Regions from separate parts of the Homo sapiens genome. Here region 2 is linked to region 1. A link is an interaction called in ENCODE POLR2A ChIA-PET data of the cell type or tissue named here. Cell type or tissue: Panc1. All regions are shown on one strand.

The links. Peaks named below come from ENCODE experiments on the same cell type or tissue, not always from the same donor. Only the 100,000 strongest peaks of a DNase experiment are listed, where the experiment ranks them.
Region 2: POLR2A ChIA-PET joins it to region 1 with 5 read pairs; 3 of 35 experiments call an interaction of 5 or more read pairs at or near these places.

Annotation. Positions count from the first base shown.
Region 1 is chr15:67,114,062-67,119,061 of GRCh38, forward strand. The region is part of intron 1 of SMAD3 (SMAD family member 3); the gene reads left to right. Among named protein-coding and RNA genes, the nearest start is that of SMAD3-AS1, 30 kb to the right of the region's middle. In Panc1, no CTCF peak of the experiment used is centred here; no DNase peak of the experiment used is centred here; H3K27ac peaks cover 5,000 bases.
Region 2 is chr15:67,320,228-67,325,227 of GRCh38, forward strand. All of the region lies in intron 4 of IQCH (IQ motif containing H), which reads left to right. Among named protein-coding and RNA genes, the nearest start is that of IQCH, 68 kb to the left of the region's middle. In Panc1, no CTCF peak of the experiment used is centred here; no DNase peak of the experiment used is centred here.

The sequences.
Region 1 (5,000 bases):
TGCTTCCTGAGTGCTGGCTAAGCAGTGGAAACATTGGGCAGGTGGGGTTGTGTGCCCTTGCCCTGAGAGATGGCCGTCACTTTGGAGTGAAGGTAAGCAGCATTGCTTCACTCATGTGGAACCCACCCGCCTTCCCACCTCCTCAGCGCTGGAGGGTCCTCTCTCTCGCCCACTCCCTCTGACATGCCTCTGAGACTGCCTGCCCGATGGAAATATCCAGCATGTATGAGGGAGGTCCTGGCCAAAACTGAACAGCTTCTCATGGAATTGGGCCCCTCATCACCTACGGTTATGTGTGGCGCACAGATGGCCACTCTGCAAAGAGGCCCACCCAGATAGCTCCCTCACCGGGGGCAAGGAACAAGCCACCTTCAACTGATTACATGTCATATTGGGTGGACCTCTTCGTCCCACACCCAATAAAGGGCTTTACCATTTTTCAGTAGCATCCTTTCTTAAGAGAAACAAAAAATAGATTTGAATACCAGTCTTTAAAGGGGTAGTTGTCATTACTTCGCAGTTGACAGATGGGGAAATGGAGGTTCAGGGTGCGTTACCTGCCTGCTCTAAGTCATATGGTGAGTGGGTTGCGAAGACCTGACTCCAACCCAGAGAATCTTGACTTTGACTTCATCCTCCCCTCCTTCCACCTGCCAGTACCCAGTCTTTATCTAAATTTAGGGGGCTTGAGAGGCCATTCTTTCTATTTTGGGTACCTTCAAACAGGTAAGCACAGTTTTCTTTGAAGTTACCTCTGCCTCCATGTGGGAGAGTATCAACAAACAGTTCCCCCTTCCCCCTCCAAAAGCACTCTCTGCACAGTCACCCCTAGGCCAGGAGCAGCCTTGTAATATGCCACACATGTTGTTACTGCCTGTGGCTTTTCACACCTCCTGTCTCAAATATTGGAGCTTTTTTGGCTACAGCCCTGTGATGAAGGCAGTGTGGGTGCTGTTGACCCTATCTTACCCATATGGACACTACATCATCTAGGGTCACCCTGTTGGTTGGGATCTGGAGTAAGCCCAGAGGCCAGGATTCTGACTTCTGGTCCAGTGCTCTGCCCTAGGCCTTGAGCAAATGTGTATCAAGTTGCACTGACAATCTTTGAATTCCTGGAACTCATGCCATGAGCACTTCCAGGAGCACCTTAGTGCTTCATTACAAAGATGATGAGACGTAGGAAAGTCTTTTTTTTTTTCCCACGGAAGCAGAATCTCACCCACACCCGCAGATTTTGTTGTGTCCCTTCAGCACTGAGCTGTGTTCTCAGAACAGAACAGGTAGAATAGAGTCAAAATGCAAACAGAATGGCCTCCCTCCACAGTCTGCTTTGATGGAAATGTGATGCCAAGCAAACAGAAAAGTTGTTTTGGCTCCATCTCTGAGGTCATTTAGTTGCTATTTCCATCTACTTTGAATCCACATCTGCTGTGTGCTCAGAGCCGTGCTGGTTGCCAAAGAATCCAACAAGAAAAAGGCATGGCCCCCTTTGGGGCGCTTGGGTCCTCTCGCAGTGCCCCAAGCCCAGGTGAGAGACATGCCCTCTGGGCCGTGATTCCCTCATCAGTAAAGCAAGGAAGATAATGTCTGGTTAACCACCCTCCTGGAGTCATGGCAAGGCTGATACAGATTCAGTGGCATTAACTCATTTGTTCATTCAGCACATTTTACTGGCAACTTATGCTGTGCTGGGCTCTGGATATAGTAGTGAGCAAAGAGGAAGCACTCACAAGGGTAACACTGCAAATGCTAGGAGTCATGCATGAGAAGTCCAGGGAGCCTGATTCCATTTGAGCAAGGGGTGGTGGTCTGGGAAGGTTCCCCCAAGGAAAAGACATAGGAGCCAAGACCAAAGGGTGGGTAGGAGTAATCAGAAGAGCATGTCTCTCATCTCTGGACTTCTGTAGAGAGACTTCTGTAACCACTGTACCCTCTGGAAGTGGGTACAGAAGTCCAGAGATGAGAGAGATGTTTAACAACAGAGAGAAATCCACCCGAAGGACTTTTTACATCTCTCTAACATCTCCTGTTCAGTTTATCTCAGCTGGCCTTTGCTGAGCACCAGTTAGTTGCCTTGTGCATCCTTGGGTGATGGATTATGGAGATGGCAGTGGTTGACACTGTCTGAGAGCAGCTCCCAGATAAACCAGCGCACTGTGGTTGATGGGCTGCCTCCAGGTAGAGAGTGAGGCCCTCCAAGCACATCCTGGCCATCCACATCTTCACATTTGCAGTGCCTAGCACACAGTGGACAAAAGGGATATACTGGACACGTTGTCCTAGGATGCAGATTCCTACCAGGCCTTCAAGGCTTGTAGAAATCTTCCCTAAAACTGATCATGTGGCCTCCGGTAAGGAATCTAAGCTTTTGAATCTTGGATCCATCTCGGGCACAGGGATAACGGTGGCGCCCATCTCACGGGGTGTGTGGACGTTGTCTCAATAATGACTGACGTGCTGAGCAAGTACCTGGCTGGAGAAGCGTGTGGTAAAGGGGAGCAGCTGTGATTATTATGGGTATCATTCCTAGTGGTTCTGCAATTAGTCTTGACAGTAAGTGCTGCAGGACTTCAGACAAGGAGAGGCTACAGGTGTGGAAGTGCTCCTCAAAGCCTGTGGGACCTAAATGGGCACAGTGAAGGAGAGTCTTAGGTGGAAGCAAGAAAACTGAGCATCAGGAAGGGAGCAAGACCCTTGGTGATGGGGGTATCTGTTCTGCATGGAGGATAGATGACTTCTCAGCCATTGGGAAACCAGCTAACCAGCTTTCTGCTTGATGGTTGTAGTAAAATCCCATGATTAGTGACAATGGCATGCCAGGTTTGAAGAGCAAAGGTCAGGAGGTGAGAAAGCAGATAAATGCAATGTTTATCTTGAAAGAAGTTGTCAACTACTTGGAAATCCCCAAGCTTACTTCCTCCAGGAAGCCATTCTGGACTACTTCACCCAGTTCTCATAGCTCCCGGGCCCTCCATCTTCCCAGCACTGAAACACACACTGAAAAGGGCATTTTTCTAAATATGTCTCTGCCTCCCCTTGTGGAGGGATGTGGCTCCTTGAGATCTGGGGTCACGGCTGGCGTGTTTCGTGGAGTAGCTAGAAAGAGTAATAATCCTTTTTGAATGCACAGCATTTACAGAGGCCTCACAGGCTGAAAATGGTAATTAGGATACACAATTGGGTCTTTTGACCTCAAATCCAGGCATTTTCCCACCTTGTGGGCCTCACTCAAATGATGACCCCAGGTTCTGCCTGTGATGAATGAGCAGGCATGGTTTTGTTCTGTTAGGATATGACGGTAGAAGAGAGCTGTTTGTCAGAACCAGCAGTGGCTTCAGATCTTGAAAGTCCAACTCCTTCATTTTACAGAGGAGGAAACCTGTGCCCCAAAGCAGGTCCCCCCAAGTTCCAGCCCAGTGCCACCCCACTGCACAGAGCAGCTGTCTCCTTTTGATCATGAGGAAGCCACCAGGTCCCTGGTGGAGTTCAGCAGATGTGCCGGGTGGGCGACTCTGGTGGGTGTGAGGATGTTTCCTTTCCTGCTGGGAAGTCCTCCAAGCTCTTGTGAAAGAGATGTGGTTTGTCGAGCATGGATTTTCAAACTTTCTTTATAGAGAGCTGTTGTTAGCTTAAAAATGCCTGGAAACATGATCAAGTGTAATGTTTTAATGATAACATAGAAGCACATAGTACTAAGCACATGTAATGAGAATGTACAGAACTCTCTAGTAAGAGTCTGAAATTTGGCCGGGTGCAGTGGCTCATGCCTGTAATCCCAGCACTTTGGGAGGCCGAGGCGGGTGGATCACCTGAGGTCAGGAGTTCAAGACCAGCCTGGCCAACGTGGCAAAACCCCGTCTCTGCCCAAAATACAAAAATTAGCCGGGCGTGGTGACGGGTGCCTGTAATCCCAGCTACTCAGGAGGCTAAGACAGGAGAATTGCTTGAACCTTGGAGGTGGAGGTTGCAGTGGGCTGAGATCGCACCGTTGCATTCCAGCCTGGGCAACAGAGTGAGACAATGTCTCAAAAAATAAAAAAGAGAGAGTCTGAAATTCATTCTTTCAACATGCTTGTGTTGGGTGCTGCCTGGCACAGCAATTGGTGCCCACTAACTCACAGCGTCGGGGAAGATAGGCACGGAACAAGTCATCTGGTGTGGTCCCTGCAGTGGGGGAGCCCAGTGAGGGCCTGTCCAGCCCAGCTGAGAGGAGACTGAGAGAAGGCTAGGTGGCATAAGTAAAGATATGGATAGCGCTTTCCTCTTCAGAGTGTTTATTACCAGGGTTAGATAAAGCAGATCTCATGTATTTTCTGCTACTAAGTAGAAGTTCTTGTTTTGTTTGATTTCTGGTGGGCTTTGATATTTTCCAAAAAGATAATAACTCATTGTAGAGTAAGATCAGGACTGGGGCCAGCAGACTTGGGTCCAAAGGTGTGTCATTTTTATACCAGACTAGAATCGGGTGAGGGGAGATGTAAAGAGATCACTATTGTCACGGAAGGCGCTGGAAGGAGCTCTGCTTAGAAAAAATGCCTTTCTCTAGGAGGTTTTCATCCAGCATGGGAACACAAAACACCAGTTTAAAATAGCTAGGTAAGGCTTCACAGTCTCTCAATGTGATGTGGGTGTCCTGAGTCGTGAACATCCCATTGTGCAGGATAAAATGCTGGTTTCTGAGCTGTCTTTCAAGACACAACCCAAATGCTGTCTTTGCCATGGTGCCTTCCTTGGGAACCCAAGCCAGGTGAGGTCTGCCTTTTCTCTGATGTTGCCTAACTTTTCCTCTTTGTGTCCCTTGAGCTCAGGGACATGCATCCCCTGTTGTACCTAGCACAGAATCATGCACAAGCAGGTGCTTGTTAACTGTTGGTGTGTACCAACAAACATTTACGGAGCACCTATTAGCAGGAGCACAGGCCAAGGAGCTGGATAGATGAGCGTGGAGTTTGGGGGAGAGGTCTGAGCTGAGATATACATTTGTGAGTCATCATTGT
Region 2 (5,000 bases), 210 kb after region 1:
AAACTTTATTTCACTTATGACCCCAGCCAGTATTTAAACAAAAATGCCTAGAGACTGGCACACTGCTCTGTAATAAGGAATAAAAAGCAATAGCAAAAATAATTATAATAAATGATAAACTCATTCCCAAAGTCTTTCTTAGATCTTAACTGAAACGACTACCATTTAAACTCATTTCTTCTCATGTGGTATCAAGTATACACATTTTTTCTTATGAAATGTAATAGTCATGTAAGTGAAATGGACAGTACTTTATTCTCTAGTAATTACTTTTCCAGATTAAAATTTCTGTTGGAATGCCACAAATAAATATTATTAAATATAGTGAGAAAAAATAGCAACAAAGAATCATTACATTTTTGTCAACCTGAATTCCTCAGAAAATTCTGGGTCCAGTGTGTCTCAAGCTCCTTCGAAGAAAAGTTTTATGTAAAATCAAGTTATCATTTGTCTTTTATTAATAGCTTTACAGAATGGGCTCCTATTAACAAATTATAGCTATATCATTGTTAGCTATGTGTTAATCCTTGGATCATTTTTTTCCCTAAAATGTAGCCCAAAGAATGCTGGTTCTTTGGAATGTTAATAGGTATTCCATGCAAAAAGAGTATTGTGGTCCCATAAAATTGGGAAACATGAGGTTAAAGATAGTCAGACTGATTTTTATACCATTAAGCCACCTGGAGTCACTAACACGCTGATGTGCCTTATGAATCTTTAAGAAGGGGGAATGCAGTTAGCAATGTTTCCCAAACTTCCTCAGAACCCCTTTCTGCAGAATAGCTCACAGAACTATATTCGGAGGAACACACTTTAGGAAATTTTGCTTAAGTGCTGGATTTCATAACAATTTTAATGGAAAATTTTCTAGACTATATTACATACTTTCCTTCATTAGTCACATTTTACCATAAGTTACTGTTTTTTGTGGGGGATTGGGACATCATAATAGCTCTACTTTATGTGATGCGCTGTATGGGGTCTGTGAGACATGCAGATGCCCACGCTTCAGATAGCTGCTATGTGTTCAAAATAGTATTTCTGCTGCAGTTTCCTCCAGTCATTTCTATTCACCACATTCTTTAAGTCTGTGTTCACAATCCCCCTTGTCACTGCTGCTGCTAGAACTACCCTTTTATCATCCTAAAACCCCTTCCAGCTCTGCAAATTATGATCCCATGTATGCCTTTTCTTCCTTCCTTCCTTCTTTTCTTTTCTTTCTTTCCTTCCTTTCCTTCCTTCCTTCCTTTCTTTCTTTCTTTTTCTTTCTTTTTTCTTTCTTTCTTTTTCTTTCTTTCTTTCTTTCCTTCCTTCCTTCCTTTCTTTCCTTTCTTTCTCTCCCTTTCTTCCTCTCCCTTTCTTCCCCTCTCTCTCTTTCCTTTCCCTCTCTTCTCTTTCTTTTTCTTCTGTGTTCTCTCTTTTTCCTTAGGCCCTGCCTGTCCTGAGCTTTGGCAGCAGGGTGCCTTGGCTTTTATCAGAAGCCAAATGGCTACACTGTTTTCTCCAGGTTATTGAATCAACCAATCTCAGCTTTGCTTCCACTCACACTTGGAAACTTTTCATTTAGTTCCCTTTCCATATTCATATCTGTCCTGTACAATATACTCTGTACAGTTTCAATCTTTTGAAATTGATTGAAACTTATTTTATGGCCTAGGACATCATTTATGTTGGTGAATGTTACATGTGCATTTGAAAAGAATGTATATCCTACAATTGTTGGTTTGTGGTGTTCTATAAATGTTAGGCCCAGGTAGCGGATGATGATTTTCAGCACATACTGATTTTTTAAAAATTAATTGTTCTACCAATTACTGAGAAGAGGCTTTTAAAATCATCAACTCTAATTGAAGATTTGTCTATTTTTTCCTTTAGTTCTGACAATTTTTGTTTTACATATTTTGTGTTAATATTATTAGAGACATTCACATTTATTATTGTTGTGTTTTCCTGGTTATAAGAAACTTTCATCTGTTTAAGACTCTTTCATCAGTTTCATCTGTTTAAGAAAAATCTCTTTTCCTCTCTCATAGTTCTTTTTGTCTTAAAGTCTACTTTGATATTAATATAATTACTTCATCTCTATTTTGCTTACTGTTTGCATGGTATATCAGTCTTTTCTGTTGTTACTTTCAACCTGTGTCTTTAAAATTAAAATGCATTTCTTAGAGTAGCATTTAGTCATGTCCTGTTTTTTAAGTTCAGTCTGATAATCTCCGCTTTTTGAGTGTTTAGTTCATTTCCATTTAATGAAATTTAGATATGGTTTGATTTAGAACAACTGACACAGGACTTTCCTTGTCTACTTTGCCAACTGGGGACCTCCACAACTGGCGACATACACCCTGGGCCTTGCTCAGCCCTGGGCCCTGACGCTGGAGGTGCCCTGCCCACTCAGCCCGCCTAGGTTACATACAGCTTTTGCCTGTGTTCAGTTGTTCCTGAGCTCTTGTCCTGCGTCCAAGAAGAATGAGATCATGCTAACAATTTGAAGGTTGAGGAGGGCAGAGAAGAATTTTATTGAGCAACAGAACAGCTCTCAGTGGACAGGGGATGTGGGGGGTGGTTCCCCACCACCAGTTGGGTGGTTTATCTTCCAGTCTTGCTGGGTCTAGGGCTTTTTATGGACTCAGAATGGGGAGTGTGTGCTGATTGGTTTGTGATTATGCAAAAGAGGTTAAAGGGAAAACACCACTCAAAGGTGGGCATGACAATGTAAAAAACCAATTAGGAAAGGGTAGGTGTATGTAAAATAGGTGAACAGTGGGTTCAATCAGAGGAAAGCACACCAAATGGGAAGAAAGGTTCTCAATCTGGTCCAAGGATTTACCTGAGACTTGTAGCTAGGCTTTAAATTGTCTCAGCCTTCGTCAGTTTTCACTGGGGACCTGCCCCTATCTGCCTAATTATTTATCTGCCTCCTGCCACTATCACAACTATCTTTCTATTTGTTTTCTATTTATCCCATCCATTTTTTGTTCCTTATTCTTTGTTTTCTGACTTAGGGTTACATTTTTTTTTTTTTTTTTTTTTGAGACGGAGTCTTGCTCTGTCGTCCAGGCTGGAGTGCAGTGGTGCGATCTCGGCTCACTGCAAGCTCTGCCTCCCAGGTTCACGCCATTCTCCTGCCCCAGCCTCCCGAGTAGCTGGGACTACAGGAACCCACCACCATGCCTGGCTAATTTTTTGTATTTTTAGTGAAGACGGGGTTTCACCGTGTTAGCCAGGATGGTCTCAATCTCCTGACCTCGTGATCTGCCTGCCTCAGCCTCCCAAAGTGCTGGGATTACAGGTGTGAGCCACCGTGCCCAGCCAGGGTTACATATTTTAAAATAATTTTTAACATTCCATTTTAAATCTTTTATGGCTTTTAAACTATACCTCTTCATATTATTTTTAGTGGTTGCTCTAGGAATTACAATATTCATCCTTAAGTTACCAGAGTTTCTTTGGAGTTAATATTGCACCAGTTCACATAAAATGTAAGGAATTTGCAACTATTGACCTCCCAATTTTTTGTGCTATCGTTATCATCTACTTTACATATATTATAAAATGCACACTGTATAATAATTTTTGTTTTAAATAGCCAATTGTCTTTGAGAGAAATTAAGAGAAGAAAAAGATATTATCTTTTATATTTGCCATATATATCTGAGTTGTCATCTGAAGTCATTTTCTGTCAGCTCGAAGAATGTTTTTTAAGCATTTCTTTTTTTTTTTTTTTTTTTTTTGAGATGGAGTCTTGCTCTGTTACCCCGGCTGGAATGCAATGGCGTGATCTCGGCTCACTGCAACCTCCACCTCCCGGGCTCAAGTGGTTCTCCTGTCTCAGCCTCCCAAGCAGCTGGGATTACAGGTACCCACCACCAGGCCTGGCTAATTTTTGTATTTTTAGTAGAGATGGGGTTTCACCATGTTGGCCAGGCTGCTGGTCTCGAACTCCTCACCTTGTGATCCATCCACCTCAGCCTCCCAAAGTGCTGGGATTACAGGCGTGAGCTACCACGCCCAGCCTCAAGCATTTCTTAAAAGAAAGCTCATGCCTGCTGGTAACACTTGCCTGTCTTTTGTCCAAAAAAAAAAAAAAAGTCTTTAGATTGGCCAAGCACAGTGGCTCACACTTATAATCCCAGCACTTTGGGAGGCCAAGGCGGGCGATCATTGAGGTCCAGAGTTCGAGACCAACCTGGCCAACATGACAAAACCCCGCCTCTACTGAAAATATAAAAATTAGCCAGGCGTGGTGGCACATGCCTGTTATCTCAGCTACTCAGGAGGCTGAGACAGGAGAATTGCTTGAACCCAGGAGGCGGAGGTTGCAGTGAGCAAAGATAGCTCCATTGCACTCCAGCCTGGGCAACAGCAGTGAGACTCTGTCTAAAAAAAAAAAAAAAAAAAGAAGTCAAAAAAATATTTAGATCACCTTTATTTTGAAAGATTTTTCACTGGGTATAGAATTTGGGGTAGCCATGTTTTTTGTTTTTTGTTTTTTCCTTATTCAGTGCTTTAAAGTTCCATTGTTTCTGATGAGAAGTCAACCATTATTCACATAATTGATCCTCTGTGGGTATAATGGATCTTTTTTTCTTTTCTGGCTGCTTTCAAGATTTTCTTGCCTTTGACTTCCAGGGGTTTGATTATCATATGCTTGAATGTAGTTTTCTTTGTGTTTATTCTGCTTGGGGTTCATCGTATGAGTTTCTAGGATCTGTAAGCTTCTGTTTTTTTAACAAATTGAGCAAGATTTTGGCCATTGTTTCTTTAAATATTTTTCTCTATGATTCTCTCCCTCCTCTCCTTCTGGGGCTTCAATTACATGCAGATTATACCACATGACTTTGTCCTACAGGTCACTGAAGAACCATTATGTAAAATTTTTTTTCTTGTTATTCGGATTAGGTAATAGCTATTGATTGCTCTTCAAGTTCCCTACCCTTTCTTCTGCCTACTCAAATTTGCTGTCAAACCTATTTGATTAATTTTTTATTTGAAATATT